Regions from separate parts of the Mus musculus genome. Here regions 2 and 3 are each linked to region 1. The links are chromatin loops, found by intact Hi-C in ENCODE. Cell type or tissue: left cerebral cortex. All regions are shown on one strand. Each heading gives the region's core, and the rest is flanking DNA. Links, peaks and the distances in the headings are about the cores only. Region 1 holds the start of Cntn6 (contactin 6). Region 2 has its middle 280 kb from the start of Gm52914. Region 3 holds the start of Cntn4 (contactin 4).

Evidence for each region. A loop is a pair of places that touch in the nucleus more often than their neighbours do. Peaks named below come from ENCODE experiments on the same cell type or tissue, not always from the same donor. Only the 100,000 strongest peaks of a DNase experiment are listed, where the experiment ranks them.
Region 2: a loop joins it to region 1, with 2.6 times the contacts of the local background. A loop is called at or near these places in 2 of 42 quality-filtered maps.
Region 3: a loop joins it to region 1, with 3 times the contacts of the local background. A loop is called at or near these places in 3 of 42 quality-filtered maps.

What each region holds. Positions count from the first base shown.
Region 1 is chr6:104,487,571-104,498,791 of GRCm38, forward strand. It overlaps Cntn6 (contactin 6), which reads left to right and starts at 5,474. Exons shown (of 23, transcript NM_017383.3): 1 at 5,474-5,702. In left cerebral cortex, for the core only: no CTCF peak of the experiment used is centred there; DNase peaks (open chromatin) are centred at 5,603 and 6,064; H3K4me3 peaks cover 2,835 bases; H3K27ac peaks cover 1,592 bases.
Region 2 is chr6:104,028,375-104,039,595 of GRCm38, forward strand. No RefSeq gene overlaps it. Among named protein-coding and RNA genes, the nearest start is that of Gm52914, 280 kb to the left of the region's middle. In left cerebral cortex, for the core only: no CTCF peak of the experiment used is centred there; DNase peaks (open chromatin) are centred at 6,375, 6,658 and 8,785.
Region 3 is chr6:105,670,950-105,682,170 of GRCm38, forward strand. Cntn4 (contactin 4) reads left to right here and starts at 6,796. Exons shown (of 26, transcript NM_001109749.1): 1 at 6,796-6,941. Gm15631 (predicted gene 15631) reads right to left here and starts at 6,632. Exons shown (of 3, transcript NR_132434.1): 1 at 6,553-6,632; 2 at 6,115-6,248; 3 at 1,389-4,336. In left cerebral cortex, for the core only: a CTCF peak has its summit at 6,586; DNase peaks (open chromatin) are centred at 3,616, 4,371, 6,120, 6,736 and 5 more places; H3K4me3 peaks cover 4,929 bases; H3K27ac peaks cover 3,669 bases.

The DNA.
Region 1 (11,221 bases), core at 1,805-9,804:
CATTAAGGGAAGACAAAGCAAGATCTCAAGGCAAGAAGTTGGAGGAAAGAACAAAAACAGATATCTTGGAGGTAGTATTTCTATGGGCTTGTTTCTCATGGTTTTTATCAGCTTGATTTCTTATACAATATGAGGCTGCCTGTTAGGAATGTCACTGCCTATGGTGTTCTAAGCCTTCCCACATCAAATATTCATCAAGAAAATGTTCCAGAAATATGTCTTCAGGTAAACCTGATGGAAGCAATTCTTTCATTGAGTTTCCCTGTTCTGAGATGACCCCAGTTTGTGTTAAGTTGATAAAAATTAGCCATCACAGAGGAAAATTTGTAGACATTGGTTATTTCCTTCTGCCATATGAGTCTTGAAGCTTGAATTATCAAGTTTGGGGGTCAGGTATATTAGCTTGCTGTGCTGTCTTACTGGTCCTAAAATACTATATCTAAAAATGTCAAATTAAGTGTGGATCGTGTTACAACTCATCACTCTCATAACAATATGGTAAATGAGTCCCAGATGCCTCTGATGTATAAAGTCTTTGTAAATTCAGTATTCCTAATGTTAGCCATTAATGTATTTATTTTTATTTATGTTTCTCTCTTTATATGTACACCATGTGTATGATGGTGCCTTTGGAAGCCAGAAGAAGGCATCAGATACATCCGAATTTAGAGATGTGTGTAAGCCCCTTAACATGAGTGCTGGAAATTGAACTCATGTCATCTGGAAATAGAACATACATTCTTAAACTTCAGAGCTCCTGCCTTTATTAATAAAGGGTATGTAGTGGTACCTCATGGTTAGAGCTTCATTATTGAGAAAAGAGAGTTGCGGCTCCATGTGATCACCCTCTGCAGCCTAAGTGGTTCCTCTAGAATTTTAAGAATCTTGGCTGAATCTGGAAAGCATTTAGAAATAATTGGAGGAATAAAATTGGAATTTTTTATAGGAGAAATTTTAATATGGGATTAAGCACAAGTGTTAAGAAAAAGAGGAATCCTCAGAAGCAGGTAATAATATGGGTTTCTTTTCCACCTGACAGTAGGCAAATATAAGGTGAAAATAAGATGTGATCATGGGGGAGAATGAGATTCCCAAAGATAAATACGCTCTTATTGTTCTTAGCATTAGCCACATATATGCTAATGCCACCATATATGTTGTAGCCCTCTGTTATATCTCAGAAGGTGGCTGAGAACTCCCCCATACTGACACACATACACGCATGCATATATACACACACAATCACACACAAACATACTTTCATCATTTTATAAGCAAAGTAACTGAGGTTGCTGTAGACAAGGAGTTGGGTGGAATTACAGCCTGATAAAAGGAAACTGCAGGTCACTGAGATTGCACAAGGAGTTGAATTCATATCTTTCATGACTGAGAATCCTGGAAAACTACAGGTGTATGGATGGGAAAGGGAAAAGGACTTAAGCAATTACTAAATTTGGTAGAATTCTTGCAGCCTTTGTGAGAAGAGATTCAGCTACTTCCCTGAGCTAGAGGATCCTTTCCAAGGCTTTCCCTCTTGCCTCAATTGTTTGCATTTGATGACTTTCAAATAACTTTTAAAAATGTCCATTTATTTTTGTTGTTCTTCTCTTATGTGTATGTGCCAGGTACATGGCTTCTCTTCACAGAAGAAGGTGTATCCCTGTACCTAGAGTAACAGATGATTGCCAGTCACCATATGCTGGGAATTGAATCTGGATCCTTTGTAAGAACAGTCATTTCTCTTAACTGCTAAGCCAACTTTCCAGCTCCAAACTGAATAATTTTACCGAATACCTTTTTGCATGTTTAAATGCCTCTCTCATATACTTTTGTGAAATTTCTATTCATAGTTTTGTTCATTTTAAAGTACTTGTTCATCTTATTATTATTGAGTTGTAAGAGTTATGTCATTGTATACATAAAAATTAGTTGCTGTCTTGGTTATTTTCTATTGCTGTAATAAAATACCATGACCAAAGGGAATTTATAATAATGCATTTAGCTTGACTTACAGTTTTTGAAGTTTAGAATCTTTGATGGCACAGTAAAGGCATGATGTCAGGAACACTGAGAACTTAAGTGTTGAACTGCAAGCAGGAAATAGACATAAAAGTGGGCATGGCACTTCTGCAACCTGAAAGCCCACTCTCAGTGTCACACCTCCACCATGAACCCCATCCATTCCAATGTGGCAAACAGTTTTACCAATTGAGGACAAAGTGTTCAACCAGGAGAACATATGAGTGCCATTAATATTCAAACTACCACAGTCATTTTTAATATTGATGAAGTAAAAATTTCTGTGTGTGTGTTTTACTTAGATCAGTTATAAAGACATTTATTTTTTCCTCTACTAGTAAAATATTTGTTCCTAATTTCAATGTATTTCTGGAATGTATGGAATGAAGTAAGCATTTACTTCTTAAAAATGTTTATGCATTAGTTCAAATACCACGTCTTGAATTATAATGCTTTTGGTTTGAATTTACTTTTTATCTAAATACAATTGACCATATATGTGAGGACCATTTTGTGGAAATTGCAGTGGGTCTAATGCTTTTCCGGCCATTGCAATGCTCCTATGATTACTTAAACTGGCTAAAAATCAAACAGTAAACTCTTACCTTCTGGTATTTGTAATTTCAATTTAGTTTTTTGTTTCTTCATTTGTTTATTTCTTGATATACCCTTATTTTACCACTTACTAATTGCTCCCCCCCCCCAGAAAAAAACCTGGTGGACTTTCTAGAGTATGTAAAATTTAAAGTCTTTTGGGAGGTGATATATTTCTTCACTTATTTGGGAAATTTTTTAATATCTTCAGAAAATTTGTGATAATTTACAGCAATAGGAAATTGATGAAATACCTTTACATTTCTTCCTTAAGAACATTAAAAGAAATAAAAAAGATAGTCCACTGTCTCGGAGCTTGAGGGAGTTGTCAGAGGCTGGAGAAAGGGGCTATTACTTATACCAAGTGAATTCCACCTCTTGAAAAAAAAATTATGTGCTATAAAATGACTTTTTTCTCATATATCCATAACAAAGATAAGTTAAAATTTTGTTTTCATGCCTACAAAGTTAAAGTTTAAGGTAATATTTAGACTTTATTTTAAGATAATATATTGCAATAAACCTTTCCTCAAATTGGTCCTACCATCAGTTGGAGAAAAAAAATTATGTATTAAGAAAGATCAATCATAGTAGTATAAAATGGTGGTGAGCACACAGACTCCCAACACTTGAGAGACTAGAGTTAGAGGCTAGACTGTCATCATGAAACCCCGTGTTAACTAAAAAATAAAATAAAACCAACAACAACCAAAAAGAATCATCTTCGCTATGAACCTCTTGGTGATAGAGTTTACCTATATGGACAGATGAGTTGCTGGATAGACTAAGTCAAAGAGAAATGCAGTCCATGGGTGTCAGAACATCCAGTTGTACAGACCTTGCTTAACAGACAAATCCAAGTCAGGTTAAAATTGGAGGGATGGTGTTGGACCCATAGTCAAAAGCTCTGACCCAGAATTGTTCTAGTCTAAAGGAACTGCAGGGACAAAAATGGAGAAGAGCAAAAGAGAAAAGAGGTTCAGTTACAGGCACAAATTGAGATCCACCTCAAGCGGAGGTCCCAGGGCCTGATTGATGCTGTGGTATGCTTGCAGATGGGAGACTACCATGGCTTCCCTCCAAAAGGCCCAACAAGTAACTAAGAGTTAGATGCAGATACTAACATCTAACCAATTGACAGAAGTTGGGACCCCTGTGGTTGAATTAGGGAAAAGCTGTAAGAAGCTGAGGAGGAGGGTGACCCATAGGAAGTCCAGCAGACTCAACTGACCCGGACCCCTGAGATCTCCAGACACTGAGCCACCAACCAGGCTGCATATACCAGCTGATATGTGGCCCCCAGCACATATGGCAGAGGACTGCCCAGTCTGGCCTCAGTGAGAAAATATGTACCTACCCCTCGAGAGACTTGAGGCCTCAGGGAGTGGGCAGATCTGGTGAGTTAGGGGAAGGGGGTGGGGACATTCTCTTGGAGACAGGGGTGAAGGTACAGGATGGAGAGAGGTTTTTGGGGGGGAGGGTGTGGCATACCAGAATGGAGGTGAAGACTGGACTGTAAAAACGGATTACAGAATAAAACAAAGTTACCTTTCGACAGAAGTTCATTGGATTTGTGGTTGTAGTTTTCCTAGTATCCATATCCTTTTATTTAAACTTTCAGTGGGGCCTAGCAAACACAGAAGTGGATGCTCACAGTCATCTATAGGATGGATCACAGGGCCCTCAATGGAAGAGCCAGAGAAAGTACCCAAGGAGCTAAAGGAATCTGCAACCCTATAGGTGGAACAACAATATGAACTAACCAGTACCCCCAGAGCTCGTGACTCTAGCTGCATATGTATCAGAAGATGGCCTAGTCGGCCATCACTGGAAAGAGAGGCCCATCGGTCTTGCAAACTATATATGCCTCAGTATAGGGAAACGCCAGGGCCAAGAAGTGGGAGTGGGTGGGTAGCGGAGTGGCAGGGAGGGTATGGGGGACTTTTGGGATAACATTGGAAATGTAAATGAAGAAAATACCTAATAAAAAAAGTAAAAAAAAAGAATATGTCTTTGTGTCAGGACCTGAAAATGTTCTCATGTTTTAGGCATGTTTGGACACATTAGGATCTCTATGTATATGCATGCGCTCTATGTGTGTGTGTTATTTTTCAAGCTGTTAGTCTCTTCAAAAAACATGCCTTGACACAGACATATGAAAAAGTTTAGTCAGAGAGCTCCATGTGAAACACAAAAAGTATTTTTTTAAAAACAAGGAAGAAAAAAAATAAAAAGGCAGAGCTATAACACAAACACCTGCAAACTCCTTCTTGATCCAGGAAACTGTAAACAAACTGTTTCTGAGAACAACACTGTTTCTCTGGACTATTTGAGTCTACTTTATGTCATTTGCCATCTTTAAGAAGCCTAATGCACATTAGTTTTTCATTTGGAAGGGTATAGTGATAGCCCTTTGATTTTATGTCCCCCTTCTCATCACTTTAACTAGCACCAGGAGCTGCTGGCATGCTTCAGAAAGCTTACATTTGAACACAGTCTAAATCTGTACAGACCCTTGACCGGCTTAATCCTTGCTTGTAAATGACAATGCAGAGGAAGAAAAAAAATAAAAAACTACTTCCTTTCCTGTTGGATACCTAATAAGTAGTTAGTCTGACCCAGTTTTCAATAAGAGCGATTTTCTGATGACCCAACAGGAGTGACTATATCTAGTCAAAGAATGAGGGGGGTGAATTTAATCTTTTATGCCACTGGAATGGCAGCTGCTCCCAGCTGCCTGAGTCTGTGAAGGGTGAGGAAGACAGAACTGCCTTTCAGTGTGCAGAGAATTTTCCCTTTGAATATTCCAAACGGGAGCTTTGCACATGTGCCTCAAGAACTAATTGTCTAGGTTCCGTCAGGAATGCAGCAGGAGAGGAGCGTATTTCATGCTTAAGACCAGAGAGGAGCCACGCAATACTCAGTGGATAAAAGGCTTGCAGTCCCAGCTGGGAAAAAGAGTCCCATTATCTCCCAGCTGCATAGACATTCCATACGGCTTGGTTCTGCCTGGATGCACAGCATGCCTGACTGAGGACTCCAGACAGAGTTCTGCAGAAAAATTGTAAAGATCCCGAGACATTTCCCTGGTAAGATCCGTAAGTACAGAATTGCGCTGTCTGCTGCAATGAGAATTTTGCTGGGCAAGCTGCAGCTTTTCTTGCTTTCAATCTCTTTGTATTAGTAAAACAGGTAAACGCTGGGTTTGTGTGTTTGGTGGTGGTGGGGGGGAGTGACTGTTTCATTGATGCTGTGTTTTTATGAAGCTGATGCTTAAAATATGTTTATTCCCCGTGAGAGAAAAATGACTTGAGTCTCTATCGGGGGAGGCAGGATCAAACCAGGCAAAGTAAGATGACAGGTATATTTTTTTAGTGTTTCACTAGTCTTTGCTGCAGTAAAACTAACGGGCAAGACTGGATGACAGTGCTAATTCTAGTACTTTCCGATAGCTACACACCCTTCCAGTAACGGCAGATCAGAAGATGTGCACTGCAATTTTTTTTTCCTCCAAAGGCTGAGGGGTGGGGTTTGCAGTATCTACAGATAATTTAAAGGAACGGTTATAAAACTTTCTTGGGAAGGGCTTTCATAATGAGAGAAACACTAGAGTAGAGGTCAAATGGGTGCACCAAATTTCATCTGACATTTTGGTTGCACCCAGCTTACAGATAATAGCTTGCAGAATCGCCTTTTCTCTCCATTCACAGCAGCTAAGCCTGTTATGATAAGGATCTTTTAATACTTTATGAAAGTTTCAGAACTTGATGGCTTGGGAGCAAAACTTTGCAGAGTTCTGAGATTAGTCACTCTATATGGCTCCAATGTTAACATGATGCTATAACATTGGAGGTTTGGGGGGACGTTGTAGTTCATAATTCTTGTTTCTCCCAATGAAAACGACTACAGTTTAGGTAGTCAGCATCCTGACTATGTCCTCTGAGAGGCAGTCACAGAATGACAAATATTATGGCAAAGATATAATGAGAATTAAAAAAAAAAACAGAGAGAGCAGTGGCATTGTAAAAAAAATCATCTTGAAAATAAGGGATACATATTGTTGTTCTACAGTGACAGTGTTTCTCAAAGATATCTATAAACCAAGGAGCCATATGTTGGCTGTTGAAAGTCTTGTTCTGAGCAGTTCTTATTTATCTGATGGATTTGTTCATTATCTTTTAAAGACATTATTGTTGTAATATGTCACCAATTTATGTGCACCACAAACTACAATAAAATAAGATATTTGAACACTGTTTTGCTACACCCCCACACACGTGAAAAATGTATACATACATTTTCGCAAAACAAACATATGCCCACAAAAATGCTGGCACAATTTGTACAGCAAACAAAACTACAGAGACATTTCATGTTTGATGCTTCACAGATTTTTTTTTCCTTAGCTTAATCATGGCTATGCAGTATAAGGTTTTTCAATCAAGAAACTTTTATATAAGGCCTTTCTATGAGGCTATATAAATGCATAAGTTATCAACTCTTAGTAAGAGGCTCATCACTTAAAATCAAATTTGTTTCTTACTTCAATTGAGCATTTCTAGTGAGAAGTCATAATTTTATTTTCAAGGTATGTGCATAACTTTCTTTAATGACACCAAATTCACTTGGTCACATAGCAGATGATCACTCCTTAGTCTGAGCTTCCCCTTCCCATCCCACAGAAACTAATGATGCTGCGAAAACCATGTGCTGAAGTATAGCAACTGTAGGCTTCTATTCTTTTAGTGAGTGAAAATAGTATAAAAGCTGATTGACACCTTTTTATTCTCCTTACAGGAGGAAGGGATTAGAAAATATTCACTTAATTACTTAGCTATGTATGTGTACTGTCAGCATGTAAAGTAGAATGTGGTAGCACAAGCTTTCGTACTTTGTATCATAACCAAATTATATATGAAACCCTTGAAGAGAGAGCCAATTCCCTACAAATAACAATCCTGAGGTGATATTTCTTAATGCTTAAAATTCTAATAATAAAATGACATGAGGATAAAGGTATTTTATAAAGAATATTTTCTATAATATATCATTCTTTCTAAGAATAAGGGGGACTTAGTGTGATGGTATCACCAGTGATTGACAGATATCCACATGGAAGAATTATCTCACCCTACATTTTGAAAACCAAAAGGAAGTAAAATGAGATATTAAGTTGCAAAAAATGTGGTATGTATTTGTTTGTAGGTGAAGTACTGGTTTCAGAAAAATAACTCTGTAATAATGATCAAAAACTATGAAAAATAATGATTTCTACTCATTTTAATATGCATCGAATATATTAACCGATTCTCAAAATACACATTTTAATACATTTTTAAATATTAACAAGTTTTCAAATTACACATCATTGTCAACAGAATCTTGCTTGCTACTCCTCTCTGATGCCTGCTCTATGTGATCTCTAGGGAAGGAATTAAAAAGACATGCAAAGTGAAGTGTAGAGAAAACATGGCATTTCTTAGCAAGTATAGCAGTATTACTCTCAATTGGATCATTATGGCCAGTGGCTAAATGGATATATGGAAAACAGAAATATCTCATAGTGTGAGAAGGAAGCAGTGGTCAGACAAATGTACACAATTTGTATTTTAGATCGATTTTATTTTATATCTAAAGTTTCTGGAACTGACAACTTTTGTTAGATGCTTATTTTTGTCTAGGTGATTGACAGACCTATTTGGATTGATGCTGGTGGGAGCGAAAACTACTCTGTAAAGCCACTTGCTATACAATAGCCTTCTAAGCTTAAGAGCCTCTGAACCAGGCTGAACAGTGATCTATTAAAGACATTCTTGGCAGTTTAGATGTCAGGTATCCTTTCAGGGCCAGATGACCCAGATCATGTGCCTCTTCCGAACCTTGAAGCTCTAGTCCTGTTTTTATAAGCTGTAGATTATGAGAGTAGTCTGTCCTTAATGTTCTTAGACCTTCTAATCTAACTAGCTACCTAAAAATTCCTATTTCTATACTTAAGCCTCTGAGATCATGTAGAAGGTTGATGTCAAGTCCTGACCATTTCTTTGCTCAAATAGGGTGTAAAAAACTTTAATGTTTCTACTTAGGCTGATTCTCAAACCTAATACAATGATCAACAGGAATAAGATAGGACAATCAAAACGTGAACTGATTGTAAAAGAGATAAAATTTAAAGAACACATAAGCTTATCAGGTTGAGACTCATAATAATAACACTATTGCATATTAAGCCTCTTCTAACAATTATAATAATAGAAATCACCACACACAAACATATATGTATAAGTAAATAATATATATCTCCAAAATGATTATTATAACATACATATTATTGTATATATACATATATAGTTATGATAAATTATGAAAAATATATTATAACTATATATTCAATTTCAGATATATTTATTATTGACATTGTGGCAAATACCATACTTTTATTTTGGATTCATTTCAAATTTGAAAGAATTAACATTTCAACAACAAGCATTTACATCCTGATTCACCATTATTCCTTGTGTGGTTGAGTCCTACATTCAGAAATGAACCTTTAGACTCTTAGACAGTCACAGGTTCATTCTTTGTTGTGTGCCTGAACATTATTTATTTTATACAGTGAAGACAAGTTATCATTTGGAATCAGTCATAATTTCATAAATGTATACATATTTTTAAGCAATACTACTAACATCGCATATAGAGTTGTTACCCAGAAGTTTTAGTTAATGTGTAATATGACTTGTACTTCTCAGATGAATGTTTACATGATATTTAACATTCATAATTTTTTCCTAAAATATTCCCATCGTTGGCCACTCTAAGAAATGTTTAAAAAATGAAATGTTTTCTTGACAATACTTTACATTTTTTTTTTTATCTTTTCGTTTTTTAGTCAAAAGTATTATAATGATGCTATTATAAATTCAAGGGTGCAATGCAGATAATCCGAAAAAATACTGAGATTTGATTAATTATATAGTGGTCAAATAAAATCCCTACTCATTTTTAATATAGTTAATATTAAAATCATAAAGGTATTTTCTAATATAAGTTATTAAATGTTAATTTTATAAAATTTAGATCAATGTATTGACCTACTCCAATCTGCAAGTTATTTAGGTATTGTTTCCTGTGCAAAATGAGAAATCAATATCAGAAATTTTATTATTCTAATAGGTAGTGTTTAGACTGCAATGTTTTCATAATTTTTATTGAGCATTTCAAACAAAACTAAAGAAAATTTAAACCCTTTCCATTTTTGTTATAGTATATTTTGTGTATGTTTGTACTAAAAGAGGGTGTGTGTGCCCCAATATCACAGAAAGAAACTGACTCTGGTTCTTTTGGAACCAGCCATCTTTCTGAACTATATTGGTGAGATTTTGATGGATACATGAATAAGATTCTTACATTCTAGCAGGTTTTCTAAGTTCCTGTCTTTAGTTTGTCTACCTGATACTCCCGACTACGAAGCTACCAGTTGTTAAACAATTTTTTTCTCCTACTTTTTTCTTCCTTTTGGATCACCACTTGTGACCATGTTGGTTCTTATTTTTTCATCTTTTATATCTATAAAACATTTCAAATTTGTTCTCATCTTTGTGCTATGCTTTGTTACCTTTCACTATCTCAAGTGGTTTGTTATGATGCTATATTTTCTATTTCAGTAATCATCTTTGAAATGGTTTTATTGTTCTCTACAATTTTGGTTGTCTTTACCACTTGACACTTTCTTTGCCTGTTGAATATCTGCTTTAAAATATGTTCAGAAAGATTATGGTTAGAGATATTAAAACTGCATCAGAGTAGTTTCTCATAACTTTAAATAAACTGTAGCTACTATTATTTAGGTGTATGTTTTTCAATTATGTATTTTGATCATTTATTTCCTCCCCCCCCCTTCTTTTTTGGTTTGTTTCAAAATGTGTTCATGAGAGACATATAAAAAGAACAGTATTTTTTTTTTTTTTAGTGTGAGGTAAAAACTCATAGACTACACAACAATGAACCCTAGGGTTACCAGACTATCCCTAAAGTACATGTGGGTTTACATATGCCTACATACCCTGCAGGTATCCCACATGAACCAAGTTAATACCTATGATACCTAAGGACCATAATAATGGCAAGTGCAATGCATACACTAGAGTTGGAGACATATGGAAGCTTTCTCTCCCAAATTTTGACATGAAATGTTCCAAGAAAAATACATTTGTTGATATTTTAAAATGCGTTTAAGAATTTCATAGCAATTAATTTAAAGAATGTCACTTTTGTGCATGAATCCATCTCTTTGCAAAGAACCAAGACCTTAGGTATTTCTTATAGGATACTTATGTATTTAGAACATTAATATAATGTTATGTCTTCAATATAAAACTACCAAGTTTGCCATCTTGTTTTCCTGAGGAATGGATATTCTGTAACTCATGAGTTCAGTCAGTGGTGTGAGCTATAACAGAGCCTTTAAGTTATATGGCTCCATGGTAGAAACTTGGAGTCAAATCTCCCTCTCTCAATATTATCGCCTGCTATCTCCCAACCCAGCAAGTTTTCAAATAATATATTATCTTAAATATAATAGAGATATATAAGAAAGACAAAAATAAAT
Region 2 (11,221 bases), core at 1,858-9,857, 460 kb before region 1:
ATTTATAAGTTAATTTTGGATTGCCTAGCTCAGAAATCCCACAATCTGAAATCCTTCTAATAAGAGTTTGGCTGTGAGTCAATTCACAGTGAAACGAGGGATGTTATTCTAAATTTAGTTTCAATTTGGATCATGAAAATTTGTATATTGGGTCATATGCACTATAGTGCCCAAAAGTACTTAATTAACTTAATGGTCCAAGACTTCATTTTGAACGAGCCTTGTGGGATTTGGGATATCATTGGTGCGTGTTTGAAGCAAAAGCCCAGGACTTACCACCAGGTGGCGCTTCAGGACTTCCTTTCTTCTACGTCACTCAGCCAACTCGGGATTTATTGATGTGTGAAAGAAGTAACACGTTAAGGTATTCATCTCCAGATGATGGCGTTGAACTTCTTAGCAACAATATACTCATACTAATTTGGTGAATGCAATGCACCAGATTTCTCAAACACTCAAACTAAGATTCTTACTATACAATAGTAATGATAATGTCAGGGTCTTGAATACTTACACAGTGTATTCACTGAGCTCAGTAACTCCCAATCCCAGGAATCACACCTTGCTTTTTGTACTCATTAACTCAGCCTCCCAATGGTCCTATCGAATAGGTATAATTATTATTTGCATAATTTCTTTCCAAAAAAAAAAGAGGATATAAATAAGAACCCAGAGAGATTATAGACTCATTTATTTACAAGGCTGTCACTGAAACTCAAAAGCTTTCTGCTCTGGATGGTCAAATCTTGCCCAGCATCCATCTAGCTATGAGGTCAATGCCAAGGCTGGCATCCAGAGAACTGTTCCAGTCCCAACAAGTGTTTGGGACTGAGGGGGAAATTCTAAAATTTCATCTGACATCAAATTTCCTGAAATTGTTTTCTTATTAAGAAAGACAAAAAAGGTAGGGAACAACTCCATTCATTAGCAGACACATAAAGACTGTCACCGTGAGGAAAATACACTGGGGTTGCCTTTGTGAATGATTTCAAATCGTCCCTCGCTTAATTGCTTAATATGAACATCCCCATAGAAGAAGCCTGCGTTTCCCTTCCTTGTTAATAGGATTGTCATTTTGTTTTCTCTTTCTAACTCTGAACAGCAGATAACATTCTGTAACAGCTGTCCCCAAAGAGGCTTCAACTCAGCAGAGAGCAGACGAATATACATGTCTGATCACAGGCTTGTTTTCTGGGGGAAAAAAAAAAAACCTGTTGGGAAAAAGCTTAATCGCAAACAGAGATGTAACTCAGCATGGAGAGTAGTTCCTTCCCCATTTTGACAATAGCCTTAATCTTAATTACTGGATTCACTCCAAGGAAGAGTCAGATTAATATACCTGCTAGAACACCACCCAGGTCCTCTAATTAATGTAAAATGTTTCGGGAGGTGCTCCAAAGCAGGATTTGGCTTGTTCCTACCATTTTAAAATGTCCTAATTAGGATGTGTTCTTGAATAAAGGTTTTCTTATATGTGAACTCTTGGAAAACCAGAAAGCTTTACAAGAAGCAAACCACAATATCTAAAGCAATAGTTATGGTATAAATAGATTAAAGTATGAATCTAATATCTTCAATTCAGAGTGTAGGCTTAGATGGTGGTAGTGTCACTGGGATTCCGGCCCTTGCTCTCACATCAGGGCAACCCTCGCAGTTATCAGACTCTTGAGGATGTAGGCCAGTTAGGGTATCTGAAAATATTACAAAGAGCTCTTGATCATTAGGAAATAATGAGTTATATGTATTTATTTAATGGGCTAAAGATATGACTGAGATTATTTGTGCATGCTGTTCTGCAGCTGTCTCAACATTCACTCCCAGCTTTCAAGTCAGGAAACTTACAATTGCTTATAACTCAAGCTTCAGGAACTCGGTGTCTGCTTCTGGCCTCTGCTGGCATCTACATTCACATGCACATACCCATACCCAGACATAATATTCAAAAGAAAATGAATTGTTAAAAACAAAACAGAACAACAAACCTTGCAGTTTTTTTTTAAACAATATAAAATGGAATTTAGGGTTCGGGAACCGTCTCAGCCATTAAGAGCAAGTCTTGCTCTCACAGAGGAACTGAGTTCAGTTCCCAGCTGCCACATCAGGTGGCTCATAACTGTCTGTCACTCATCTGTATGAAATTCAACACCTTATTTTAGGCTCTTCGGGCACACGTAGCTATACATAACTAAAACAGAAGAAATATTTTTTTAAAAAACAGAAATTAAATAAACACTGCCACTCACCTGAGTTGATACTTAGGTATAGAAGGTAGTAGTCTTGATTTATTGTACATATTAGACACACGAGTTTTGTTAGTGTTAAGCATCACACTGGGTAAGATACCAAATATGGAATTTGCTATTGAAGAAGCAAATCTTTCCTATATATTTTACTCATTTACTTTCTTAATTAATAATATAGTTCATCATATGAATATATTTTTATTAAATTATTTATGTATAATATCTAGTAAATTAAATTTTTAAATGTATTTACATTTGTGTGTATGCAGTATATGTATTATGAATGCTGTATGCATACATGAGGGTGTCTGTATACAAGCCCTTGTGCATATTTGAAGACCAAGGGAGGAGGCCTGGAATCGTGTTCTATCAGTCTCTGCCTTATTACTCCCAAGTCAGAGTCTCACGGAGCTTGGAACTAGGCTGTCACTTCCCTCAATTGGGGATTACAAGTAAGTACCACTACTACTAAACACAGTGTTTTACATGGGTGCCACTCAAGTCTTTCTGTTTGCACTGTAAATAATATTATCACTACTCCATTGATCCAACCCTCTATTAAAATTTGAAACATGTCACAAGGAAGAAAGATCATCATATAAATAAGCCACAGGACTTTTGTAATCATTTTGTCTACAAAATAACAACAGAAAGTAGTCATGCTGGCAGAATTTTCTATACAATAGTCAACATTGATAATCCTGGGACCATACAAGAGCTCTTTACCCTGTTTATAGAGAGGAGAGTCTAGAAAGTTGAGTTTTAAGTCAGAGTAAGGAAGAAAAATGAAAGAGGTAGGGAGAGTTTGGTAAATGAGAGCATCACATATGCAGATTCTCAAAAATAACAAAGTAGAAACTTTACCCATGAATTAGGGATATTCTGTAGTGTTGGAGGTAAAACAATCACAGCTTACTGGTAAGAAACAGGGGTCTGGATCCTAGAGAGCTTCCTTTTGTTATAATGAGAGGAAGTTTCAACAGAGCAGTTAGGTTTTATCTTACCATCATTAACAAGATATGCAAGCTTTCAAACCAAATCCTTCTGTACTGTAGAAAGATGGCTCCAGATACTGTCTGAAGGAAGAATGGATAAGAAAAGAAGGGATCAAGGTGGCAGGTGGTACCTACAATTGATTGCTGAGAGAACAGTCTGCTGACTCGGGTTGCATTATTAGTGATTTTTCTGTTGCTGTGGTGACCCACCCTGACCGAGACAACCGATAAGAGAGAGAACTTGTTTGGAGCTACAGCTCCAGAGGGATAAGCATTTGTCATGGTTGGAAGGCATAGACACAATCAGTAGGCATGGTAGCTGCAACAGGAAGCTGCATGTTCACATCTTGAACCTCAAGCCCAGAGCAGAAAGAGTAGACTGGGTATAAGCTGTGAGTTATACTTCAAAGCCAGTCCCCAGTAACTCCCTCCAGCATGGACATACCTCTTACACATCCCCAGAGTATAACCAACTGGGGATCAAACGTTCAAGTGCTCAAGACCCTGGGAGACATTTATTATTCACATCGCCATGGTGGTAACCACACAGATGGGCAAAGCTGGGTAACATCACTCTCTACTAGAAAAATCACATTACCTGGATTACTGATAAAAACCTAGAGTAGTGAAGCAGAGAATAAGAATTTCTCTATTAAAACAAGGTGAGTGTAGCTCCTGATCCTGACCCTAACTTCTAATGCTGTAACTACAGGTATATGCCAACATACCTGGCTAGGAAAATACATTTGATTTTTAATATTTTATAATGAATAAGACAGAATGCAATGTTGGCAAGAACAACTTTGAAAAACACTTAACAGTGCTTCACAAAGCATCTGGTAGGAAAACTGAATTTTTAACAGTGCTGTGTGTCCCCGATATTGGACTGACATATTGCTTTCACCTGAGGACCACTATTTTAGTAATTTCAAAAACTCAGAATGTAGGATTGGCAAGATGGATCAGTAGGTAAAGGCGTTTGCTGCCGTGCCTGAATATTTGAGTTCAATCCCTATGACACCCAGTCTAGAAGAGATAATATGTTCATGAAATATGAATGTGCACACCCACACACATAAGTGCACATACATGAATCACATACACACATATAAATGCACTAAAAAGAACTTCTTAAAATATGTGAATATAAATTGTTCACTGATAAGCATTTTTACTAGCCAGATGAAATTTCTTTGGGGACAGTTTTATATTCACTTTCTAAATTCTTAGTCATAATCATAGCGTTTATTATTGTATTGATTTTCTAGATCCAAAAAAACCCAGAAGTAGCCAAAGGAAGACAGTAGGGGGCTTACTAGCAGGTGTAAGAACAAATGATGGGTAAAGTTTATTCTTTTGGGAAGTTTTTGTCCTACTGTTTCTAAGTGCCTGATGCCAAGAACAGACTATTTGTAGAAAGTGTTTGGGAACTAGAAAGAAGTTCTTAAGAGAACCAACATCACAAAGTAAATAATTAGTTCCCCTTAGACAGTTTTAGAAGCAAAATAATACTGGAACTGAAAGACCCACAACGTGAGGCCTCCCCCATGTTCTGACTCAGGAGGGGTGACACCCCAAAATCACCCACGAGAAACGGTCTTGCTGCAAATTGCAAGAGGATTTTTATTCAAGAGCGCTCTCGGGCCCACGGTTATACACCATGCAGGGGTAGAGGACTGTGGCGCCCCAAGTAGCTGAGTAAGGGGGTATTTAAAGGAAAAAAAAAAAAAAAACACAACTCAAGGAGGTGGGAAGGGCGTTGTTGGAAAATACCAAAAATACCAGATAAGAGTCACAAGGAAGTACAAAGTCACGGGTGTCACAAGGAATACCTGGTAATTGTTAACTCTCAAGACAGTTTCTAAGAGCCCCTAACAATAGCACATTTGCATTGCAGCTTCCGGTTATGGTCAGGGTGACTTTCTTTGAATGAATACTCCTTGAACTCAGGAAGTGGGTGGGTGGAGGAATGTCACTATCTGTTTTATGATTAGCATACCTTGGAGCACTGAGTTTACTACTCTTTCAGAACAAAATTTTTTTTTCTACAATCCCAAATTTAAATCCAACTTCTCTATGCTAATGTAGTTGTATTAATGTGATTATGCAGTAAAAATGTCCAACACTAAGTTTAATATATTTTCTGTTTTCTTGTTCATTATCTTGTTACTAGGCCTGGCATTTCTCAAACTGACTGAGCTCTGGGTCTTAATACTCAGAACATTAAAGTCTTAAAATCCTGAGAAGTTGAACCTTGGGAAAAGTCGACACAATGATTCATTTTGTTAATTATAATGTGACAAAGTTAAAGACATGTAGCAGTAGGTATGATATGGAAGCTAATGGATATGGACAGGAATTGGCTATAAACAGGACGACTTTCCTGGTAAGATCTGATGAATCTCAGTTTGCTGTGGACTAATTATACCCTGCCTCATGCATATCTCACAGCTCTTTAAAATCTTCACTGTGACTGAAGATTGAAATTTTATATGTGAATCAAGTTCATTAATGTTACCCTGATATATTGTGGCTTGTAGCATTATAAGAACAGGACAATAGCCAACCACTACTATACACATGTATCCTCAGGGAAGAAAACATGTGCAATGAGACAGTCCAGAAGTCAGTGAGAACGTCCTCACAAAAGGTTGAATCCCATCAGACATTGATCTTTGGATTTCCTAGCTTTGGGCTCTGAAAAAACACATTTCATTTTTTTTCTTTTTATGTATACTCAGGATGTTTTATTTTGAAAGCTATTGTCCCTCAAGGTCCCACATATGAAAGACTTAATCCTTACTCTAACATCCTTTGGAGGCCAGACTCTTTAAAAGATAGGTTTGGACCTACTAGGATGTGTTCAGTTTATTGAGGAAATATCCTTAAATGAGCTTTTGAGAACCCCATCATATCCTCTGTCTCTCTTTTTCCCTCTTTATTTTTCTCCTTGTTTTCTCTTCCTGGCTATGAAATGAATATATTTATATCTCCACACTATTATGGCATGTTCTAATGCCTGGCTACAAAGCCCAAGCCAAACAAAGGCAGTCTACCACAGACTTTAGTGTCAAAGTTGAGAGCCAAGACAAAGATTTCCACTCTATAAGTCAGTCATCTTGCACATAAGAAAAGCTGGGTGATACATGGGATATAACATTTTATGATGAATACATTTTCTAATTTATATCCAAAAAAAGATTTTTATTGACAGCTAGATGCTCATGCCATAGACAGAGTGACACTAAGCTTATCTTAAGGGACACATAAGAAAAAATTGTGAATAGATTCTACGTATTTTGTATACTTATTTAAAGCTTTAAACTCCTTTGGCAGGAATTTAAATTCTTTTGGATGTTGCATACTAGCTCTCACAATGGGAATGAATTACTTTTTTTAGTATGCAGATCCTGGACAAACCTATGTGGTTAATTTTATTACATGAAGTGAAGCATACTTTTCTTCAGACATTTTCTATTTCAGGAAATGGTACAGCGCGTCAGGCACCACAGTATGGAGCTTAGAATAGGATAATACTGAAAAATGACACCAAAAGGTGATTGAAATGAAAAAATAAATCAGATTAAGCTACTATGAATGTGGTGCCTTTTAAACTAAGTAGGTTTATTTTATCTCTAGATGAAGAACTCTTTAGCAACTAGTACATTATTAGATAAAATAATCAATAGCATTCACTGTGTCTCTTGGGATAAATATAACATGGAGCCTGTTCCAAGTTTAGCAGAGAAGGGAATCCTTATTTAACATTTGTTGATAATTTTTTGTTGACTGAACACAAACTAGAGTCAGGTAGAATGACTCATGTAGTCGTGTAGAAATGGTCTCTATTAAACTGGTCTATTGGGAATTTTTTTGATTAGTGATTGGTGTGACTGATACTCATCCTGGAAAAGCGGCCCTTGGTTACATAAAAAAAGGTACATGAGCAATCAATGGGGAAGAAAGGCAGTAAAGAGCATTTCTTTATTGTTCCTGCTGCCATTCCTGCATTGAGTTCTTGATAAGATGCCCCTCAATGATGGGCTGTTTTTCTGAAAGCCAAATAAATTCATCTCCAGCTGATTTTAGTTAGTATTTGTTCACAGCAATCAAAAGCAAAGAAGTAAGACACATACTAAAAGCTAATGTTTCTACAAAACAAACAGCTTTCTCAGTAATGTGTTTTCTACATGAAGTGTCTCCCATGGATCATGTATTCGAATATTTCAAACTCTGTAAAAGATGTTTGTTTGGGAAGACTGTGGAACCCTTTGGAGGTGGAGTCTCATTAGACAATGATCACTGGGCTTGGGCCTTGCCAGTTTAAATTATGGCCCTGCTTCGTGTTCATTCTCTAATTTCTGACTTCAGATTCAATGTATGTTTCCTAATCCTGGAACTATGCCTTCCCTGTCATGATGAGTTGTAGAACCTCAAACTGTGAGTCAGATGAAGCCCATGAACCTTCCCTCCCTTAACGTGCTTGTCAGTTCTTTTGTGATAGTAATGAGAAAGGTAAATGATACTTTCTATAGTAATAATAATAAACACTTTAGCAAGAGGAATAGTGCTATATCAGTATCCCAGACCAGAGAAACCAAGAGATATTTTTATCACAAAGAAATTCAAAGCTTAAATTTAGGTGTTATCGAAAGGTTTTGAAAAGTTGGCAAAAATTAGAGGCTTGGGGATTATTGCTAACAGGTTTTTATATCATCTAAACCATAGTCATATGTTTGCACAGGTTCCAATACTTATAACACCAAAAAACAAACAAACAAACAAACAAAAAACCCAACCAATCAGCCAAAAGTACAAGAAATGGCAAGGTTACCCATGACTCTTGGTTTCCAAAGATAGGAACAGTCTTGGTGAGATATAACTTATACACACAACACAACTCCACACACACACACACAAACACACACACAGAGAGACACAAACACACACACATATACACATACAAACACACATAAACACGTAAACACATACACAGAGAAACACACACAAAACACTCATACATAAATACACACATATACATACATACAAACACATAAACACACAAATACACATATACACACACAGAAACAGAGACACATACATACAAGAATTACTCAAAATTTTAGAATCTGCTTGTTTTAGAAAATCAGATTTATTGTGTTGGAAAATGACAGGGGACACCAATTTTTAATTAAAAATTCCATAAAACACCTGAATTCTATTTTACCTTTTCATCATAAATCCTGGATGAGACACACAGAAATCTAGTTTAAGAAATATCCTTGCACATCTTAAAAATTCTGCCATCTTCCCATATATACAGGCCTGCAGCTCTCTTCTCCCTGGGGAAAAACAGAGGTACTATGTTTCTAAGTCCTAAAAATCAAAAGAAAATCAAGGACTATAGTTTAAAAGGTTGACTTTACTATAGGGAGTTTTGAGCTTCTGTGGAAGTTGCGAATCCTGTGGGCTGTCTTCAAAATGCAAGCATCCTGTTTAAATAGGAACTCTACTCTTAGGGCTCTTGCCTGCCTAAGAAGGCAGGCTGTGCTCTGGGGATGTGGTTTGCAAGAAGCAGGCATGTGGCAGGTGATGGGAGCTCCGATGATAAGGATGACTAGTTTAGAGCCAAGGGGCCTGTTCAATAATAAAACACAAAGGGATTAAAAGCAAAGAGGAAAGAGCAGTTGAGCAGTTCATCTTTGTGCTTGGAAGTCTTTTGTTTCCTTCTAATCTCCTTAAACGTGATTGCTGTGATGGTGAAGGCTCTTATATTTAATAGACTCTCAGGTTTCTTTGGAGATGAAACATATTTTACACTTACATGAAACACTTTATAGTGAACGCAGGTTCTACAATTGGTACTTTCGCCTTCCAAGAGAACATTTCAAAAAGACTCCCCAAAGACCTCAGGACTGCATTTACCTATATAAAGAATGATTACAGTAATATTAACTCCAGGATTAATGTGACGGATATATATATAAGTGCGTAGATGGCTCTCTTTATTACTTTACTTACTGGAGAGTATCAGAAAAAAATTTCAAGAAACGTTCTCTTCCCCAGCAAGGATAACTGCACCAGCTATATAGATTTTCAGAAACTGTTTAAATGAGCAATACACTATCTTCCAGCTTGGTTTTTGTTAATGAAGAATTACCAAGAAATATTGGCATCCTTCTGAAAGCAATATAGTTCTCAGTAGCCTTAGTGTTACTTCAGGAAATCCACAGAGCATACATAACTTAAGAGTTCAGAGGGAAAGGCATCCTATTATTATTGCCCAAATCTTTGCTGGTATCTCCCAAAGCAAAAAGATTAAATTATAAGGTTTGGATTTCTCTATTGTTTCCAAGTACCAATCAATAAAGCAGTAACATGGATGTTCTTTTGGAAGGGCATAAATATCACCTTGAACTCCAGATGAAATCCTTTATGTTGGTTAGGTTCCTCCTCAGACTTCAAGTATTTGGTTGCATATTACATTGACTATTATTTTAAACGCAAGAAATGTCAAAAGCAGTATGTTTTATTGTTTGCTTTCTTCTTTTTTAAAATTGAAAATAGGTCCCTCTTTCATACAATACATCCAGACCACAGTTTCCCCTGTTTCTTTTCCTTGCTTAAATCATTTAAGAATTTGGAGAAGGCACAGCAAGCCTCTGTGACTAAGTAATTCTTCATGGAAGCCATTTTTTCTTTGTTTACAGAATAAATAGGAATGATCTCTTTGTGTAGAGGTGGAAAGGATGTAGAGATAGAATTGGATATGATTTTCAAAAAGAGGATGAATGTTCCCCTTTATATGAAACCTAGGCCAAAATAGTACCTAAAATCTAGGTTTCAAAAATGGCTATAACTTGCCTTGCCTTTAGATAATTATTCAGTTTTTATGCAGTTGTCAAACATGGAAGCTATTGCCAAAAATATTCGCCATATATTCACCAGCTACTGTCCTTGCTTGTAAATAATAAAAAAAAAGTTACTATTTCATATCCTTTGCTGAAAGTCCAATAAAAAGGAAAACTCATGGAGATCTTATTTGACACAGCTCGGTAACTGATAGAGGCTTAGCAGGTCTAAGAGTACTAATTGCCTAATTGCTCTCAGTAACCTATTGGTATGTAGCTGACATCCTGGTAACCTAGTCACATTGAAAAGCTAGAGTCCATGCCCCAGCATATAAACATAGACATCTCCGTGCTTCTCCTTTGGAACCTTCATCCCTCTATTTAACCCTGTCTTTTCTCCTTGCTTTCTTATATTTGCTAATTCATCAAATGTTAATATTGAAACCCCCATTAAAGATACATGAGTGTAATAAAGACCATCTTAGGCATGGCCTCCATCTCTTCTCTCCTAGACTTCATTTACATTTAAGGAGTAAAGACAGATACTGAGTTACAGCTTCCAGGAGTAATTATGCCCAGTATGACTCATGCTATAAACAGTTAGCTAGCATGACTGAGAACTGATGATGCTTAATATAGACTTTTCAAGCAAAGCAGGTTTGACTCATATATTTATTTATTTCACAGGTCTGCATGAAGCATTTAGTTGGCTCTTTTCAATGTTTTCTTCTGAGCAATAGGCAAGTTCTGACCAGCTCATTATATGTCATTCCATTACAATTGTAGTTTACAAGTTATGCTTTGAGAAGACTTAAGGGTCTCCTAGATGCTGCCAGGAGTCATGGAGAATTTTGGAACCTGTCTAAGGAACTGAGTGTCAGTGTACCTTCTCTGGGACAGGATGTTTAACTCCCTCACATTTCTTTCAGTGGACAGGCAGTGAACAGATAATTTCCAGTTTGCACAAACTAGTTTTAATACACACATACACACATGTATGCACAGCAACTGAGTTGTTCCCTGGCCTAGTTATTGTGTGTATTTCTGATGTGTGTCAGCTGCAGAGAACATGGATTCATCATAGTGAGCATTAGTGTCCTCTTATATGTGTTTTGAGGATGCACAGGGGACA
Region 3 (11,221 bases), core at 1,630-9,629, 1.2 Mb after region 1:
CCCAACCCCAGGCAGACACACACACACACACACACACACACACACACACACACACTCACTCACTTGTTTGTTTCAAAGGAACTTCATGGTTGGTACAAACTTGCTGTCTATAATCCAGTGCTTGGGAGGCAGAGTCAGGAAGGTCCCCAAAAGTTCAAGATGAGTGTAATCAAAATAGCGAGCCTAAGTCTAGAACAGTGTAGCGGAGGTAAACCTACATCTTTAAAAAAGGAATAAAATCACAATATCATGTTGACTGACTAACTGTTTTATAGTAATTTATTCCAATGAAATAATTTAGGGCATGTGTAAAATTTAATTTTATATATTCATCAAAGACTTGTTTATCAAGACAGAATGCAAAGAGTTTAAATGTTCAAACAGTAGGGAATGATTGAGTAATTTGCAGTATATTATACAAATCCAGGAAATAAATTGTAAAAGTTATGACAGAAAATTTGGCTCTTCAGTGATGGGAAAATTTGGATACATCAGACATAAAAAGTGGGATCAATCCAGGAGGCCTACAGTGAAAATATGTCTAAATATATAAAAATTTACTTTGTAATGAAAGTGTCATTTGTTTATGATAAAACTAGAAAACATGTGATTTGATATGTATTTTCTGGTTGTTTCAAGATTTTTTTCATCTGTCGGTAACAAGACTTAAAGAAGAGAAGTCTGTGAAACATCTCTGTCAAAATTGATGTTTGTAAACTTTCAAATCTATGCTCCAGCCAATGTTTCTCAGATAAGTATATGCTGTGATATATATCTATTATCCATTGCTGTGTAACAAGTCTCCCCAGACTTTAGGGCTTAAAACAACAAATGTTAACTCCATAATGTTGGTGTGAATCAAGGAACTACACTCGTTTCTCAATAGTTCCAAGGGTCTTTCCAACTAAGCCTTTCATGAAGTTAAAACCCTTACTGGCCAGTGCTTCACTCATCTCAAGACTCTACTGGGACTGGAGAAATAGTCTCTTATGGAGTGCTTGGTCAGGCAGCCTCAGAAGATCTTCCTAGCTCATTCATATGATCATGAGGGGCCTTATTTATATGTGTGTGCATGCCATGTGGACTTGAGATGAGCTTCCTGGGTGTTTTTACCGGACAGTACCTGGTAGAAAGAAGAAGAGACCAAGACTACCAAATGAAAACCACAGTCTCTGTGTAACCTAATATAGGAAGTGGCATCCATCATTTTCAGAAAATCAATAATAGTAAATCAATAAGTCTAGCCAACCTTTAAGAACAAGAGAATTAAATAAGGACATGACTATCACAAGCCATAGAACACTGAGGGCCCATCTCATGAGTCTTTTAGTATGGGCTGAGACCCCAGAGTCTGAATTTTAGACAATATTCTCAAAGGACAAAGATATAAACCAATTACTTTCAGAGTTTTATTAATAAAATGAAAACATATTCTCAGCTGAAATAATTCTCTTTGGCGGAAGGCTTGTTTTAACTCTCACAAAGACACCCTTTTCACTTCACTAAGCTTTTTAAATTCTTTTTAACTTTCTATTAGTTCTTAAAAATCTCTACTTTGTGTCCAACAGAATGGATAATAATGTTCAATGACAATATCACAAAATACTCATTGTGGAATAAACACAGAGAAATCGTGGTATGTGACAAAAAGAAATGTCTCTCAATTAGGAATTGCATTACCTAATTTAATTGAGAAAGCTGGTGGAAGATGAAGACATATTACAAAATGTATGAAGGTTTATAGTCTCACAATAATATATTTTCAAATGATTATCAATTCAATTTACATGTAAGTTCAAACACAAATCAAGTGAGCTGATGAGTCTCTCCCTTAAAAGCAAAGAAATCTGATCCATTTAATCCTCATTATCTCTAGATTCCATAACTGCAAAATTTGCTTGCTTGTACAGAGTTTTGTGTAACCTAGAGGTTAATACTTAAACCACTGAGGGTGATACCTACAGGCACATGGGGTGCTTATGATATACAGAGAACAAAGCTTGAGCCTCCCAAAACACCATCTCCTGGCCTAGGTCAAGCAAGGTGATGTCCTGCCTTCTCGTTTCAGTCCACAGTACCCAGAACTCTCAATTTTTTTTTTTTTTTTTTTTTTTGGTAGCACTGCTAGCTATTTTAGAATGTTCTTTGGCAATTTTGCTGTTCAAAATGACCCCCATACATACTGTGTTTCCTGGTGTTCCTAAAAAGGCTGCAATGCTTTGCACAGAAAATACAAGCTTTGGATAACAAGCTCTGTGAGGCAAAGGCTACAGTGCTGCGAGGGAAGCTGAGTGTTCGGGAAACAATAACACATCCTGAACAGAGTATCTACCAGAAGCTTTCAGAAAATGAGATTATGTGCTGATGAGTTAATGAAGATCATTTTACAGAGGGACTCTGGAACTTACCTCTCTATTTTTACTGGGAACATTTCATTATGGGCAGCAACTTTATGGAATGTCATCACCAAGAACAATGAAAATCAACTATACATACTTTATCAAAATATACACGGCTAGAGCTATTGTTCTTGAATTTCATACGAAGAAATTAAAAGTCTAGAAATAAGGATGGAGGGAGAAAAGGTGACTGATCTCAATTGTGCTTTATGTCTAACTGCAGTGGGAGTTGTACGGTCCCTTTTTAGAGTCTTGACTGAGGTGGAAGGCTTGTAGTTTACTTTGACTCAGTCTGTCAGTCTGTGTCATAACCTTCATGGTAATTAACTCAACTTTTGTGTGCTAATTACCATTATCCCACTATGAAGCCGTTATTATTCCCACGTCCTTAGGTTGAAGCTCAAAAGTCACTTATGTCAATGAAATAGGAGTATGCTGAGAAGGCTGTTCCTAGTGTCCACTTCCAAGTTCTCCTCGCTGGATTTTAACAATGAAACATAAAGCCATCCGGACATAACTCCTTTAGGAAAACACTATTTTATTCACCTCTTCTAAACCTAAGGTTATTCTTCAAAACCAGGGAGGGGTTCAAGTGTTGCTTCATACATGAAGGTTAAGGCTTTTAGAAATGTTTTCAAAAAGCAAATTAAGTATAAAACCTAGGGTTTTTTTTTTTTCATATGAGTTGCTATCCAGCTCCTTCAACCTATTTTCCAATGTGTGTGTGTGTGTGTGTGTTGCCTGTGTGTCCAGGGACAGGTGCATGTCTATGAGTGTATATGCCAAAGGGAGACTTCAGGGGTTCTTTCCCCACTACCTGCTGTCTTACACTTTGGGACATGATAAGTATCTCACTTAACCTAAAGCTGCTCAGGATGGCTGGCCATCAAGTCCCTATATCCACCCCAATGCCGGCAAAAAGGTAGAGTTACAGATACATGACTAAGCCTAGCATTTCTTTTCTCTAGGTTTGGAGAATTTGAACTAAGCACTCCTTGCTCTCATGGAAAACAAGCACAATTACACACTGAGTTATCTCCACAGCTCTGGATCATTTTATTCATGTCCTTTAGAACACAAAATGTGCTCGTTATGTATTTTTTAAAAATTCCCACTGGGTAGGAGGAATCAGCAGAAAAATTGACTCAGATCAGATTTGGTCAGAAGAAACACACTTTTTCTGTAAAGTTCTCCACTCCCCCCACCCCTTACATTAAATTCACACCCACCACAAGCCTTAGATGTGTGAAGAACGACTCTGAGGGTGGGGTGGGACAGCGATATGTCCTTTCTGGAGTTTTCAGAGCTGTCTCATGCTGAGCGAAGCCTGCTGATATATTCCATCCGTGTCTCCAAAAAGTCGAAAGCATTTCAAGTGCTGATTTCCCTTAAGAGTTATCAGACCTCATTCAGATTGGTTTAATGAGTGTAAGGGGTGACCTTGTGTCCAAATAGATACTCTCATATTAAACTATCTGGAGCTTAATCTGAACATATATGTGCAAATATTTTGGAGGGTCCATGAGGGTTATTGCAATGCTCTGCTAAGGTGCTACTTAGACTAAATGGGTAGGGGGAATTTTCCACTGCGCTATAATGATGGTTATTTGCAAATGACATGAGTACCAGTAATTCATTCATGCACTAATACAAAGCTGGGTCCCTGTACAGTGGTATTGAACTCTCTGCTGGTGGTGATAATTGATTCATTTTGAACATTTCCCCCCAGAGAATCCCAATCACAGGTTCTCTGAGCAAGGAACTGACACTTAGCTGGGGGTCCCAGATATACAGGGACACACACGTGTGAGGATGTTGTCTTCAAAATAAGCCACTTCCATCTCCTGGCAGAGGCTGATTCTCTTAGGAACACTCCCCAATCAGGAGAGCTTCAGTGAGAAGCTGGCTTTCTTGGCAGAGGTAGCTTTGCTTCTTCCCTGCAGGATGGAAAATCGGGACTGGATTATTGCTTTTATTTTAAACTAGATGCAGGCCACTGGAAAGAAAGATCCCCAGCCCCCAGCTTATCAGTTAGCTGACATCCCAGCAGCCCGACCCAGATCTGTCTCTCTAGATACACACTGGTTTCCTTACTAGATGGTCATCTCTTGAGCAGATACTAAGTCATGGTCATATTTGAGCTTCCTTTCATTTGCTAGAGTACAAAGCCTCCCACACAGTCACAGTCATGAGAAAGAATTAAAGGTAAGAGAACGAACGAATGAAACATTTAGAGCTGAAATTCAGGGACACAGTCACGGGAGTTTTCTCATACTGGTCACAACACTTAGAAAATTATTTCAATTTTACTCCTGCTGAAGGAGCAGCTTGGCAGTCTTTCTCCTCTCCTTTTTGTACTGGCCTTAATTATATATTGAGCTTAAAATGTCATGATACCATGTTTTCTCAGCATATGCTGAGTGTATGAGTACACAAAAGAAGGTTTTTCTCCTAAGCTAGGCAGTTTTTGTTATCAGCGTTTGCTGACTATCCTATATAAAAGTTATATCTATCTCTCTATCTATCTATCTATCTATCTATCTATGAATCTGTGTGTGTGTGTGCGCGCGTGCGTGCGTGCACGCACATGCACTTGTGTGTACCTGTGACTTAGTTAAAAATAGAATATAGACTATGGATGTTTGGGTGTAAGAAGGAAACAGAGGGATTCTGGAATGTAGTGAGAGGACATATACAGGACAAAATACTCAATACATATATGTAAAAGCAATAATTAATCCACTTGTTTTGTATGCTAGTTATAAAAGTTAATCTAAAAATTACAAAAAGAGAAATATGTATGTATATATAATATACTTTATTAATATATACATATATATAGTATAAAGTAAAGCAATGCAGTAAAAGTTATCAGAATCATGGATCAGGCAGGTGCATCAAACTTACTAGAAACCATTCATTTTTAATAATTCACCAGGGAAAATACACTACCAAGTTTTCTTTTCTGTGAAATTTCCTTCCCATGAGAGAAGGGGAGGGGCTTAAGTCTGTCTCTAGATTTAAGTACTTTGAAAATGAGGTCAGGGGCTCTTTCTTCCAGCATTAACTTCAGAAACCGTGAAACACCTGTAATAGCTATTCCCTCATTAACATTTGCTCATTTTTCAAGAATGAATTATGTTAAAAATCAAAACCAATAATAACCCAAAAGTGAGACTAAAGATACAACAAAATCACTTATATCAATTAAGGAGGTTGCCGCATGTGTTTAGAGGAGTGGAGTGTTTGCTTACTACAGTAGTTTAAAAATAGTTTTCCAGTTAACATCTTTCCCACATAATGGAGATGTCAGGGTAGGTTTGTATGATTGTGTAAATGGTCAGAAGTTGTTTATGTAGCTCTGATCTGCTGAGACATGCACTGGAAGGCTGGGGTTTTGTAAAATTCCCGGGGGGCTTTGTTTCCACCCAGGGAGAGAAAACTCAGTCTCTCTTGGGATTACTGTAAATGGTTTCCAGATGTGCTCCACTGAGTTGCCTCCCCTCTGCCTTTGCACAGGGATCAAGGGGGCTCAGACTTCCTTCCCAGTCTCGATGTCTACTTCAAAATTTAGAGTTGGGATGAAGGGAGCCATTTCTGCAAGGAAACGTAGAGCCCTGTGTAATGACCACAGGACTGTCATTAACTGCTACACCTGCTTTTGAATAACGACGCTTTTAGTATGCCCCCATACACCACATATTGATCCTTGTACCTATTTTATCGCAAGTGTTTCCTCTTCCCCCTTCCCCCTTCTGTGCTCATTCAGCCTCATTCAGCTTGAATGTCTGTTGCTCCGGTTAAGACACCAGCTCCTGTCCTTATCACTGTCTGGCCGATGTCCTTGACCTAAGAATAAGCAAATAAAACCGACCCTAAAGCCATCTCTGTCTAGTCCACTACTACCGCTCATCCCAAACCCATGCGAAGCGATTCTCAGCCCAGAGGTGGTATTCCCGGCCACACCACCTTAAAGATCCTCCGGATTCCGACTGTGCAGGAAGCCAAAGGCCGGTCGCACCTCCTAGTTCCCCAATACTCCGGTGGCAAAGGAAGATGCCATCCTCTCTTTGTACCCTAGCACAAACACACCCTTTATGTCCCTCTCCAGGAACCAGACAGAGCTAGTCATGTCCAACAATGCCCCCTTTACCAGTGTCCCGCGTGGGTACTCGGGGTCGCCTCCCCAGGGCAGGGCGGTGCAGGTGCTACGCCTAAGGGTCCACTGCCTCTGGTGGCTCACTGAGCATGCCCAGCTCCACTGAGCGCTCCCCCCCGCCCCCGCCCCCGCCCTCCCCTTGTCTCGCCCCCTCCCTATGAGTCTTCCGCTAGTGGCTGCAAAGGAACCGCTGCAGCCTGAACTCAGGTGCGCCGGGTTTTGAGAGCTGCCACCAGCACAGGGAGGGAGAGGAACGCGCGGCAGCCACAGAGCACAAGGTTCATAACCAGGATTGGTCGCAAGTAGGGAGCTTTTGCCACTCCGCCGGGACCTTCGGACGTTGGCGGTGGAGCAAGCCCAGTTCTCCTAGGCGCTGTGCTTGGGTAAGTCCAGCCCGACTCTGGAGCGCACTGTCCCAGGCACCCTGGTCTGTGGCTTGGGATATAAGAGCATGGTCCTTAAGGGCTAGGGATGGACAGATTAGTACCCAGGGTTGTCGCTCCTGCAGGGCTGTCCGGGAGGCTGCGAGGAGGTGAGAAAACTCTACCTGGCATGTAGCAGTCCCCCATCCCCTGGATGACACTGTTACCTCACGGCGACCAGTTTTCTCCTTTATTACTGCGAAAAGAAGTTTGTTGCGTTGCCTTACGACCGCCAACCGAAGAGCCTATAGCAGAACATGCATCCAGAACCTTTAAAATCAGCGTCTTCAGCTGGGTCACGCGATTGCCCTCTCTGTGCGCCTTTGCTCCGTGGGCGCCTTCTTGCCTTTTCTTTTTCTTTTCTTTTCTTTCTTTCTTCTTCTTTTTTTTTCTTTTTTTTTCTTTCTTTTTTTTTTTTAATGCTGTGGGTACCTGGGTATCCATACCCTTTGGGTGCAACCCTTAGTATGAGCAGATGAAGTTGGGCTGAAATTTGAAGGGACTTGGACATCAGGGCTCCGGAGACTGGGACTCATGATAGAGTGATCCCTTTTGAAACGCTCCTTTTTGGAGTGCCCACACAGTGCATGGTTCTTTGCAAAGCACAGTGATTGTTTCGCACTGAACAACACTGACCAGGTCTCTTGTGTTGTGGAGGGCACTTGACAGCTTGTAGGTGCAGCATGTATTTCCAATAGCTTATGGGGAGGGGAGGGTGTTCAGTTTCTTTGGGGAAGGCAAAGGTAACTAACTGCATCTTAGCCGCTGCTGTACAAGCAGCAAGAGAGATGGGCTTCAGGCATCCCTTAAATGCCAACCCTTAACCCTTTTGCTCTCAAAATTCTTCCTTCATTTCTGCTCTTTACCTTTCTCTAGTGTCTATATATTTACTAAAACTGAAAGGCGTGGGCTAGGTGGACACAGGTAGGCTCCTCAGTCTCCTTAACCAAGCAGAACCTGATGCATGAACACATTCTGTAGCACAGTGCTCCTGCTGTTGCAAGGATGCTGCGGAGAGCATTGGGAAGATAAGGTGGCTGGTTTGTGAGCCTCAGGCACTAAGTTCCCTTGGCAAAGGTTTGCGGAGGTTGTGACCTGGTTAATCAGTGTAACTGATAATCCTGGCAGTGTGGAGTGCCTGGAGGATGGCAGGCCAGATCTTGGTGGCACCTTACAGGATTGTTTGTAAGGCAGGTCCTGTGAGTCCCCTCGCTGAACTTTTTCTAGTTTCCTACAGGAACCAATACGGGGGCGGGACTTGTTTTTCAGAATACAGGTACTTTTTAATTGCGTGGGCATTTCCAGTAATTTACGGTGACGGGCGCTGGATGTTTCAAGGAACAAACACAACAGGACTGATTCGTTTGGACACCTACATAGAATAATTTGAAACGCGCTTTGAGCGCTTAGATGCTTTGGCATACGGAGCTCTTTGGTTCTTGCTCCTTAGCACAGTAGGAGCACAAGCAGCTGTAAATGGGGGTGGGGGTGGGGTCGGGGGATTCCTAAGCAATGTTTCAAGCTTTCCTGGGGAGCAGGCTTTATCTGTCTCTGTTCAGGGGTTTGAAAAAGAGCATCACATCAGACTACAGACATGCCTTGGGTGATCAAGAGCCAACTCAGATTTCTCTCTATATCTGCTCCTGGCGCCTTCATCTAGAGTTCATTCAGAGCTGGTTGGGAATTTCCACTAGTTTGTAGGCAGTAGGAAACATAGCTGAGTTTCAAAAACCTAGTTCACTAAGATCATGAGTATTGCTGCTTTATTAAACTCTACTCACCCCCTCCTGTCACTTAAAATAAAAACAAAAACAGTGGTTTTCCCCGACTTTAACTGCCTGTCTTGGTATAAGAGATCATGATAAGCCTCCTTACTGTTCAGCGTGGAACACTCTGGTTGCTTGCAAGCTGGGAGAGCTCTTTTGAAATAGAGGTTACAACTCAGAGAAGTCACCTGTTGTTAAAGTTGCCTCTGGAAATTGAAACAAAGGCAGATCTCTCATTTGTTGCCTGTCAACTCACTTGTAATTTCTCAGGTTTGAGGACTTTCAAGTCAGTTAGGGAGTAGTTAAGAACCTCCTTCTGTAGTCATTCCATAAGTACCTGATTAAGGGTGATTAAAGAATAAATCTGTCAAATGAGGTTGCATCCTTTTAACCATCTATTTTATCTGTGTCTCCTTGTTCAGAAGCATGTCTTGCTCTTTTCTCCTTTAAGCCCTGAGTCTTTTGGCTGCAAATTCTTTCAAAAGTTCCCAAAGACAACTTTTATCTTCAATTTAAGTCTTTAAAAAAAAACACAATCAAAATAACCTAATTAATTAAGCCTGTCAACTGAAACTATCCTCTATAATCCTGACTTATTCAACTTTCTGACATCCCCAAGTTTATCTGATATTGGCTTCAATGTCTTTTCTTTGTTATATTCAAAGTTAGAGGCAATATGCCTTAGCTGTCACCTCTCTTTTTATCAGGTGAAATTAAACTTGGTTGTGAACTTGCTTTTATAGGATTTTCACCAAACAAATCGATGTCATGTGGTAGTCAGGGGTAGGCCTCTATTCTTTGATGTGGACAGGTCTTTGTTTTTATTGTTTTGTATTGTTTTGTATAAAACAGCATTTGAAGTTTTGCAAAGACTCCAGTAGTTAGGGCTTTGCTTTCTCTTTCCTCATCTGTGTTTGTCTTAAGTTTCTTTTATTATTTTATATGAGAAGAAAATTGGATCGCTAGGTCATTAAGATTTGAGGATGTTTGCTGATGTGGTATGGTGAAATCCATAGTTCACGAAAGCAGCAATGAAAGATAGTCAGTGGTGCTGTTTTATGTATCCCGGGGAATTGTTGCTATCACTGGGCCATCACTCCTATTAAGGGACCACTGCCAGCTTGGGAGTCCCTGCTACCTTTCCCTTTTTTGTTTGTGTCTCTCATTCATTACCAGTGACAGAGTAGCCAGTTGCAAAAGAACTGGGAAACTGTCTCCTCAGAGCCAGTTTACTTGTCATGAGGAGAGTGCCTGGGATGAGCCCTAAGAAGCAGTGCTTGGGAGAACTTCTCCTATTCTGGATGCAGGCATACAAGGGAAAATATGTAGTTTTAAAGAAGAAACATACTATGGATCGGAAGTGACCAAGGGAGAAAGCTAGAACACTGTCCACACTGCAAGTCTGTGTGCAGGGAAGGAAGACCCTTGATCATACAGCAGGTTCTCGTGGTTCCAAATCTGCTTCTAGTCCGTGAACTCTAGGGAGTGGCAAGGATAATTTCATCCTTCTGTGAGCCCGAGTTTCCTTGGCTTTAAAGCTAGAACAATCTCCATTTTAAGGTTTTACATAGGTGTAAAACATGAGGTAAAAAAAAATCAAAGAAGTTGACTCTAGTGGATTGCCTAGTTTAACATCTCTAATACACAAGTCAGAGAAGCATATTGCTTCCTGCCTAAAATACATTCTTAATCCATGTCATGTCCCAATATGGGTGATTTTGGGCAGCAATTCTGAAAGGTGTGAGTCAGAGAGCAGTCTTCATGTGTTCTGTGGTGAAATTCTGCTGATACCCTTGGAATTTTTAGAAGAAAGAGCCTGGGTGTTAATTGCCCTGGCTGGCAGGTGGTGCCAGTCACTTTTGCTTAGGGACAATGGGTAAAACTCAGATCCAAGAGGGTGTAAGTCCCATGTTTAAAGGAGCCTGGAAGATGTGCTCTCCCTACATAGCTGGTAAGGAAAGCTGTGGGGAGGGGAGCAGTCAGCATTCTCTCACAGTCTGTCATTGTCGATTTAATTCATTCTTACATGCTACTTAATTGGGCTCCCCCAATTCCTTGGCTCCTCAGGCAGGGAAAGATTTGTTTCTAAGCATTCTGTCCTTCTAAGTCGTTATACTTGTGTCTCTTGTACAACTGAGGGAATGCTGGCAGAAATGAACAAAAACATTGTAAAAAATTGAAAAAAATAGTCTGTGATGGTGTCAGCATCTGAACCATAGTCTGAGTTTACCATATATATATGGTAAGGAAAGCATATATATATATACACACATATATATAAAATTTTGTTTTTAGCAGGGACACTACAGTACTTTTTGGTTTGGGCTAGAACACTTTTCTCATTTAAACCACCTTTTTCTTTTGTCTATGTGCATATCAAGGTCATTAAAAATTCCTGGGGGAATGGCAAAGAACACAGTGTAAAGAATACATACGGAGTAGAGTTTGATATACAGATTTACCCAGCATCCTGAG